Linked DNA regions of Mus musculus: all the other regions are linked to region 3. A link is a loop called in an ENCODE intact Hi-C map of the cell type or tissue named here. Cell type or tissue: heart. All regions are shown on one strand.

Evidence for each region. Hi-C counts contacts between places; a loop is a spot of excess contacts. Peaks named below come from ENCODE experiments on the same cell type or tissue, not always from the same donor. Only the 100,000 strongest peaks of a DNase experiment are listed, where the experiment ranks them.
Region 1: a loop joins it to region 3, with 18 times the contacts of the local background. A loop is called at or near these places in 39 of 42 quality-filtered maps.
Region 2: a loop joins it to region 3, with 4 times the contacts of the local background. A loop is called at or near these places in 3 of 42 quality-filtered maps.

The regions. Positions count from the first base shown.
Region 1 is chr9:88,240,534-88,243,033 of GRCm38, forward strand. No RefSeq gene overlaps it. Among named protein-coding and RNA genes, the nearest start is that of Gm28231, 18 kb to the right of the region's middle. In heart, a CTCF peak has its summit at 1,241 (motif pointing right); a DNase peak (open chromatin) is centred at 1,228; H3K4me3 peaks cover 1,414 bases; H3K27ac peaks cover 1,480 bases.
Region 2 is chr9:87,026,664-87,029,163 of GRCm38, forward strand. It overlaps Cyb5r4 (cytochrome b5 reductase 4), which reads left to right. Exons shown (of 16, transcript NM_024195.2): 2 at 284-437. Among named protein-coding and RNA genes, the nearest start is that of Cyb5r4, 5.9 kb to the left of the region's middle. In heart, a CTCF peak has its summit at 1,231 (motif pointing right); no DNase peak of the experiment used is centred here.
Region 3 is chr9:88,545,117-88,547,616 of GRCm38, forward strand. No RefSeq gene overlaps it. Among named protein-coding and RNA genes, the nearest start is that of Zfp949, 1.7 kb to the right of the region's middle. In heart, CTCF peaks have their summits at 591 (motif pointing right), 1,261 (motif pointing left) and 2,294; no DNase peak of the experiment used is centred here; H3K4me3 peaks cover 272 bases.

The DNA of each region.
Region 1 (2,500 bases), 300 kb before region 3:
ACCTTGCAAAGGAGAAAGAGGGTGGAATCCGGGAGGAGGATCTGCATGAGAGGGAGGAGGGGGAGCTGATATTGGGATGTAAAGTGAATGAATATACAAATTAATAAATTTAAATTTTGAAAAGGAAAGAAAAAGAAAGCCATGCAGTTGGCTAATCGCTAAAGAAGAGTCTTTCTGCTCCTCTCCTCAGTACAGTGACTGTCCCAGTCTCACTCTGGGCTCCCAGTATCAGACTCTGCCCTCCACTAAGGAGAGCTAGCTCTCAGTATATCCTCCTGAAGGGGTCACTCCTCCACCCCCACAGTCCCTGACACTAAGCCCAGGTTTTCTTTGTCTCGCTCTCCCAGATGAGGCAGCTAGGGTCATTTGCACAGCACCTACTCCAGCCAATCAACATTCCAACAAGAGGAGAGCTGTGCTCTTAGCTAAGAACGGCTAAGAATAGACCTTAGCTAAGGTACTGCTCGAAATTGATGGCTGCTGGGTAAAGAGGGAAATTTTTCTTCAAGGGTGTGGGCTGTGGTGGATGGCCCCACACTCATGCATGTGTACAACAGCACTCACTGAGTCGAAGGAGAAGGGGGAAAGAGAAGAAAGAAGGAGAACAAGGAGGAGGAGAAAGAGGAGGAGAAGCTGGTGAACTGGATAATGTCACTTGCCACAAAAACCTAGAGATTTGCATGCAATCCCCAGCCCCATTGAAATGTGAAGGAGCGAATTAACTCCATAAAGTTGTCTTATGTTTTCCACAGGGGCCGGAGGGACGGGAGGGGGGGTTGTAAGGAGGGGAGACAGGGGTACTGGGCAAGGCTGGGGGTGGAGGGGGGCACTGTGGGTCTGGGTCCACACTCTCATCACATACACTAGCGATAAATATCTCTAAAGAAGAAGATGTGAAGGTGAAAGGGTGTGTTGGGGGTCAGGGAGAGTCGGAGGCAGGGATCTGAGGTGGATATGATCACGATACTGAATACATTTATGAACTCGTCAAAAAATTAAATTTAAAATCTTCTAAAATATCAGGGCCAGCAAGATAGCTCAGCAGGTAAAGACATAGCCACTAAGTCTGACAACCTGAGAACAAGCCCGACGACCTACAATACAGGAGACAAACAACTTCCTAAAGTTGTCCTCGGAAATCCACACATGCGCTGTAGCACTCCCATGTGCCAATGCGTGCACCGGACAGAGGAAGGTCTGCCCTGGGCTAAATTCAGCTCACCGTGCAAATACACCAAGAAACCAGCAGAGGGGGATAATGTCTAGTAAAAAGAGTAAGAGTTACCTGTCGACTGCTTCGTATTGAGGCACCACTGGGGTAACCTTCCTAAGCTAGAAGGAAAACTCAGAGAACACAAGCCTGGACACGTGTTTCCTGATTTTGTGGCGGGAGATTTCAAGGCTGCTTAATGTCTGCCCTCTGGACTGGACTATGGCAGTCTCTTAGCAGTCCTGCTGTATTCATGAATCTTTGGGATAGTTTTAAGCCCTCATCTTGGGCACTTCAGTTGTGATCAAAATATTACTAAGGCTTGAGAAAAGCAAGCGAAAAACAGTTTACAACTGATAAAATTATTTTTAATAAATTATTTATCAGTTTGATCACATGGTTGCCAGTTCATTCATATGTGTGTGTGTGAATATAGTATATATTCATACATAAATACATACATACATACATATATGTGTGTGTGTGTGTATATATATGTATATATATAAAATGTAACTTGTACTCAAACATTTAAGCTACAAAAACCAGTCATTTCCAAAAGTGACAGAAGAAAATGAACTTTTATCCAATTTTTAAAAATTTTTTTTAAAAAGAGGAAGACAGGAAATAGACAGGAATACCTTGTCTAGTTGTCCCTCTCCTTTTCCTCACCAGACCTGCTCATCAAAGGAGAATGGAAGAGGCTGTCACTCCCTTCCTCACCAACACATCCTGCCCTGTTGAGATTTGGTTTCCTCTCAGAATTACGCCTGTCAAATGAAACTAATCATGTGAATATGTGCCATCATGAGCTACTGATGAAGCACACCCTAAGCTAAGGAGCAAATCAATCGATTAATTGTGACTTCAAAGATGAAAAGTGACTGTCGAATAGTGGAGTTGGGCAAAATGTGCCAAAGAGATCACCCTCGGGCACACACCCAAACTAGCCCTGGGAATGTTCAAAGAACGGTAAATTCTTTCACAGTCTCGAAAGTGTCTCAAGTACTGTTGGCGAAGACTGAGTCATTGCTCTCTGAACACAAAGTAAGTTCCTAGGAGCCTCTGCTCCTGGTGCTGCCATTAACAGGCCAACCAGAGCCTTCCGGTTGGAAGTGTTGGTTGCTGCAGTGTGGAAACACCTTATTTAATCTATAGCAATGATCCATAGACATCAAGCTCATCCGATGCCATCAAGGTCGTGCCTGAAGCTGGATGAATACACATTTTCTTGGTAAGACACATCATGAGTTTCTTCTAAGTCAAGCACTATACAGTATTTCAGAACGG
Region 2 (2,500 bases), 1.5 Mb before region 3:
ATGGCAGATAAAGTAAACTTCTAATGCAGTAGCTCAGCTTCACACACACGAGATGGGAGAAGTTGTAGAATTGTTGGGTTGTAGTTTTGTCATTTTACCCTTTATTTATTTATTTATTTATTTATTTATTTATTTATTTATTTTGAGATGGGATCTTGTTGTGTAGGATTTTTTTTTAAGGCTAATAAAGGATGGATACAGTAGTCCAAAGGCAAATTGACGGAGGAGGAGAGGGAAGCAGCCAACTTAGAACCAGACATAGCTTTTGTTTTCCGTTCTCTAGGTACCTTTAAAACAAGGCAGGAGTCTTATGGATTGGATCCGACTGACCAAGAGTGGAAAGGACTTAACAGGATTGAAGGGCGGGTTAATTGAAGTAACTGAAGAAGAGCTTAAGAAGCACAACAAGAAAGAAGATTGTTGGATATGCATAAGAGGTAAGCGGCATTTACTAAACATCTCAGAAACGCCTGGGCTTTCAGACTTGGTAACAAAAATTGCCTCAGTGGATCATAAATAATGTTGTTCTCACTTTGAACTGTATTTTCCCTTGTATAACCTTTTACATTTGATGCAGAAGACAGGGAACTAATGGGATGGAAGTCTTTTGTAGCATTCTTATGTTGCATTCCCTTTGAAAGGAAGCAGGTGTTTGCCAAGAAATTTAACACCAAGGTGATGCAGTTAAAACGTTCAGGGGCACCCAGTATATGGCATAACTGCCCATCCAGAGCCTTGTGATTGAATGCTCTTAGGAAAAGGGTCTCTGAGACTCTAAAGGGAACCATATGTGTGTTGTATGCACCTATACATATTTGTATGTGTATATGCATGTGCTCGTACACATGCACACTCATGAGCACACTGTTCCATGTGTGTCTGTGGAGACCAGAGGTTGATGAGCTTTAGATTCGGTGAGTTTAGATTATGTCTTAGAGCATAATGAGGAGACAGCTGAAGTTAACCTCTGGCGTCCACATACATGTGCACCTACATGCACCCGTGCATACACTCACACTCACACACATACACAAAGAATCAGTTCATTAGGAGCACCATGTTGATGTGTGATAACAAAGCGTCAAAGCACATAACAGACAGTAGAAGAACCGAGGGACAGAGTTATAATTGTCATTCAGAGTTGTGGATTTTAATCCCGTTCAGCAGTTGTTAGAACAAGGTAAGCATCTCTAGACAGAAGGAAACTGGTGCTGCAGTTTCTTTATTGAACACAAGGTGGCGCAGTCATCACAGTCCTTAGACTCAGGCTTAGAGAAGAAACTCCAGTAAAGTTGAAAAATGGTGACTTGTTTTTACCTTATAAACATATCTTTTCCTATTATGTATTTTGGGGCTAATATCATTAACAATGGTAAAAATTTAAGTAAGTAAGAATGCTGTTCTATAATGGCATATAATACTGTTACATACATGATAGACATTAAATTCATTTATTAAATGTAGTCTAGAACTTTAATATTTGATTGAATGTTAAAACCAAAAATTAAGTTTTTAATATGTTTAATTTTAATCACCTGAGTGCTTTCAGACTGTTTTTGGGTCTTGAAATAATTCCTAATCTTTTAACAATTATTGAGAACATTAGAAGGCTTTTTTTGCATGATGTCTCTTAACATTACCACTAATTAAAATTAAGAAATGTAAAAATATTTAAAATTAATTTATTAAAACTACTATACGTTGTACATAGTACCTATGTTTATTAAAATAACTTTTCTAAATGAAAAATTCAGGAATACATAATTTTTGATTTTAGTATCTCTAATATATAGCTTGAAAGATGACAGTTCATATGTATTGTTGTGTGTTTATCTCCAGTGTCAAATCACATGTCCATGTAGCTTCTAGAAAACCCCACACTTATGAAAGAACAAGAATTTTAAACATAGTATTTTAGTTTTATTGGAAAAAAATTTTCACCTTGCACCACTAGAAGTGTCTTTTTTGAGCTTCCTCTGGAGTCCTTGGGCTCTTCCATGAGGCTCTGTAACTTATAGAATAGAATAAAAAAGAAATGAAAATTTTCTAGTCAGTGAACATGTGACCTAAAACATGGTGATACCCTTAATTCTGTATGGTGAGCGTGGTGGTTCACATACATAGTTACCTACCTAGCCTGGGACACTGTGGCACCTTCACCAGGAAGATAGACAAACAGACATAGGTCTTTGGCACTAACCCATGGTGGGTCTAAGATGGGACTGTCTGAGGGCACCATCACATGGATCTGGGCTTAAAATTACAGTGGAATGTGCTGCAGTTCTGAATCTAGACATATTTAGTGGGTGGTCTGAGTGATCTTTTGCATTTCTTTATGTTTTATGAACAGAGACACTGTTCTAGACAATAAGTTTACTCATGGGTCAGCTTAATAAAGGCCATGGCTGCCCTCACAGCAGAGAGCTGGCACTTTCACTGGCATTTAGGAAGGACCTTTATCCAGTTTCTTTATCCAGGATCCTCTCCTGGAGGAATAGGA
Region 3 (2,500 bases):
AACAAAAAAAAAGAAGATGGCACTGGGTCCCCTGGGACTGGAGTTGAGGATGGTTGGTTGTATCACATGCATTATGGCAATTGAACCCCAGGTCTTCGGTGAGGGAAGCCAGTGTTCTTAATCACTAAGCCCTTTCTCTTGCACCAGTTATTAATTGTTTAACATAAGTGTAATTGACATAATACTTTAGAATGGAACCCATTGACCTTTGAAACACAGACACCTCCTCTAGTGAGACCTTCAGCGTGGGAACATAGCGAAGCACAGCTCAGGTGACTTCCTTGGTGGAAGGCTTCCTCCTTCCTGGGAATCCGTCTGTATTCAGAGTAGGAAAGGAGCACCTTTGCTACCCATTTAAGCAGTGTTCAGCCTCCATTTCACTCTGGTGTTGTTAGAGCCATCAGCATAATTACGGAGGACCATATTAGTGTGAATTATTCATACCATCCGTTATAGCTTCAAGCCCTCTGGGACCCTTCCTTTCCTTAAAAGTTCTGGTACAAAATGGTTTAGTAATGCAGGACATTCTATGTTTGATTTGATTTCAGATGGTTTTCCATGCTCCTGAAAACTATGTACAGACACATGTATACAAGGAGCTTGTCACAAGAGGGCACCCCTGCAGCATTCTCTATAAAGTGAATGCCGTTCTGGGTATTAATTCCAGAGGAATGATCATAGAGATGCAGTTTGGACCCACAGAATGAATTAGAAGCTCAATAGACAGTTATTATCGGACAGCATGGGGAGTTCTGTTCATGAAAATTTATTAGTATCATAAGAGGATGTTCATTTATTTAGGGTTTTGGAAATAGGATTTCTCTGTGCAGCTCTGAGTAGTTCTGGAACTCACTGTGTAGATCAGGCTGGCCTGGAACTCAGAGGTCTGATAGCTATGCCTGGCTATAAAAGGATTTTTATAGGTTATACAAAATTCAAATTATTATTTCTGTTTGTGATTTATTCAAGAGCTTCTTTAGCTTAGAGTTCAATTTCCTGCAGAGCACGGTGGTACACACCTTTAACCCAACACTCAGGAGGCAGAGGTTGGCAGATTTCTGTGAGGTAAAACCAGTTTGATACATGCAATGAGTTCTAGGATATCCAGGGCTATATAGAGAAACCCTGTCTCAGGCAAAAAGATAAAAATAAAACTTAATTACCATTTTATTAACACCATATTCAGGGCTACAGTCATCTCAAGCTCCACTTGAGCCGGATCTTAGTTTCCAAGACTATTCCCATGGCGCCCTCTACAGCCCAATCTGCAAAATGGCATTTGGCTTCCTTCAGGCCAAATGATAAAGAGGAAGAAAGAATGCACAAATAGAGGCTACAGGTACAGTTTCTGTATAAGACAGTCCTCCAAATGACACTTCATTATTTTATTTGTTAGGAGTAAGTTATTCAGAGCCAGGCCTGGTGGTGCATACCTTTAATCTCAGCACTTGGAATGTAGAAGACAAGCAGATTCCTGTAGGTTTGAAGCCTTTATGTCTTTCACTCTACAAATAGAAACATTTTCACGGAACTTTATTGAGATTATAGTGATATTTAGTTTATGTTGAAAAATTCATCTTAATAATGTGTAATGTATCAACTCTGGGCAGGGATTGTTTAAATTTATTTAGATTTTGTTTGACTCCTGAGTATGTCTCCCCCCCCCCCCCCCTTTTTTTTTTGAGACAGATTTTACTGTGTCGTTCTGGCTGTCCTGGAATTCACTATTCTGTTGACCAGGCTGGCCTCAAACGCTTTTTTTTTTTTCCTGACTCTGGAGTGCTGGGATTAAAGGCATGCGCCACCACATTCAGTTTGAATTTGTTCATTTTTGAAGATTTAAAAAAATTATCTCGCCAGGCAGTGGGGGCGCACGCCTTTAATCCCAGCACTCGAGAGGCAGAGGCAGGCGGATTTCTGAGTTTGAGGCCAGCCTGGTCTACAGAGTGAGTTCCAGGACAGCCAGGACTACACAGAGAAATCCCGACTCAAAAAAACAAAACAAAACACATTTCAATTTTAGTAAGTGATTTTTTTCATTTCAAATTCAAATTATTTCTAAGCATTATTGGCAACACACAACATAACTTTTGTCTCTTGTCAATTCATATAGTTTGTGGTTTCTTCCTATTACAATGGAAGTCCAACATGTTGGTTCGATTTCAAAATGAACTTGAAAATTACTGTGTGCTGTACCAGAATGCTCAATTTGACGATACACTAGTGATGTAAATGGTTCATAGGATTTAAGAAACACGAAGCGTTCAGCTTCCTGCAGTGCTCTGTACAGCCAGAAGAGAGCCCCAGACCTTAGTAGGCTCTGAGACCTTAGCATAGCTGACTCCTGGACAAAAATACTATTCAGGCTGTAAAACTCAGCATGTAGACAGCGCCATCTGCCAAAACTATAACAAAAACCTAATCCATCAAAGTCCATAGTTACGGGAAAGTCTCTAAATGTACTAACCTTGCCTTCTGGCTTCTGAAGTTCTGCGTCTGG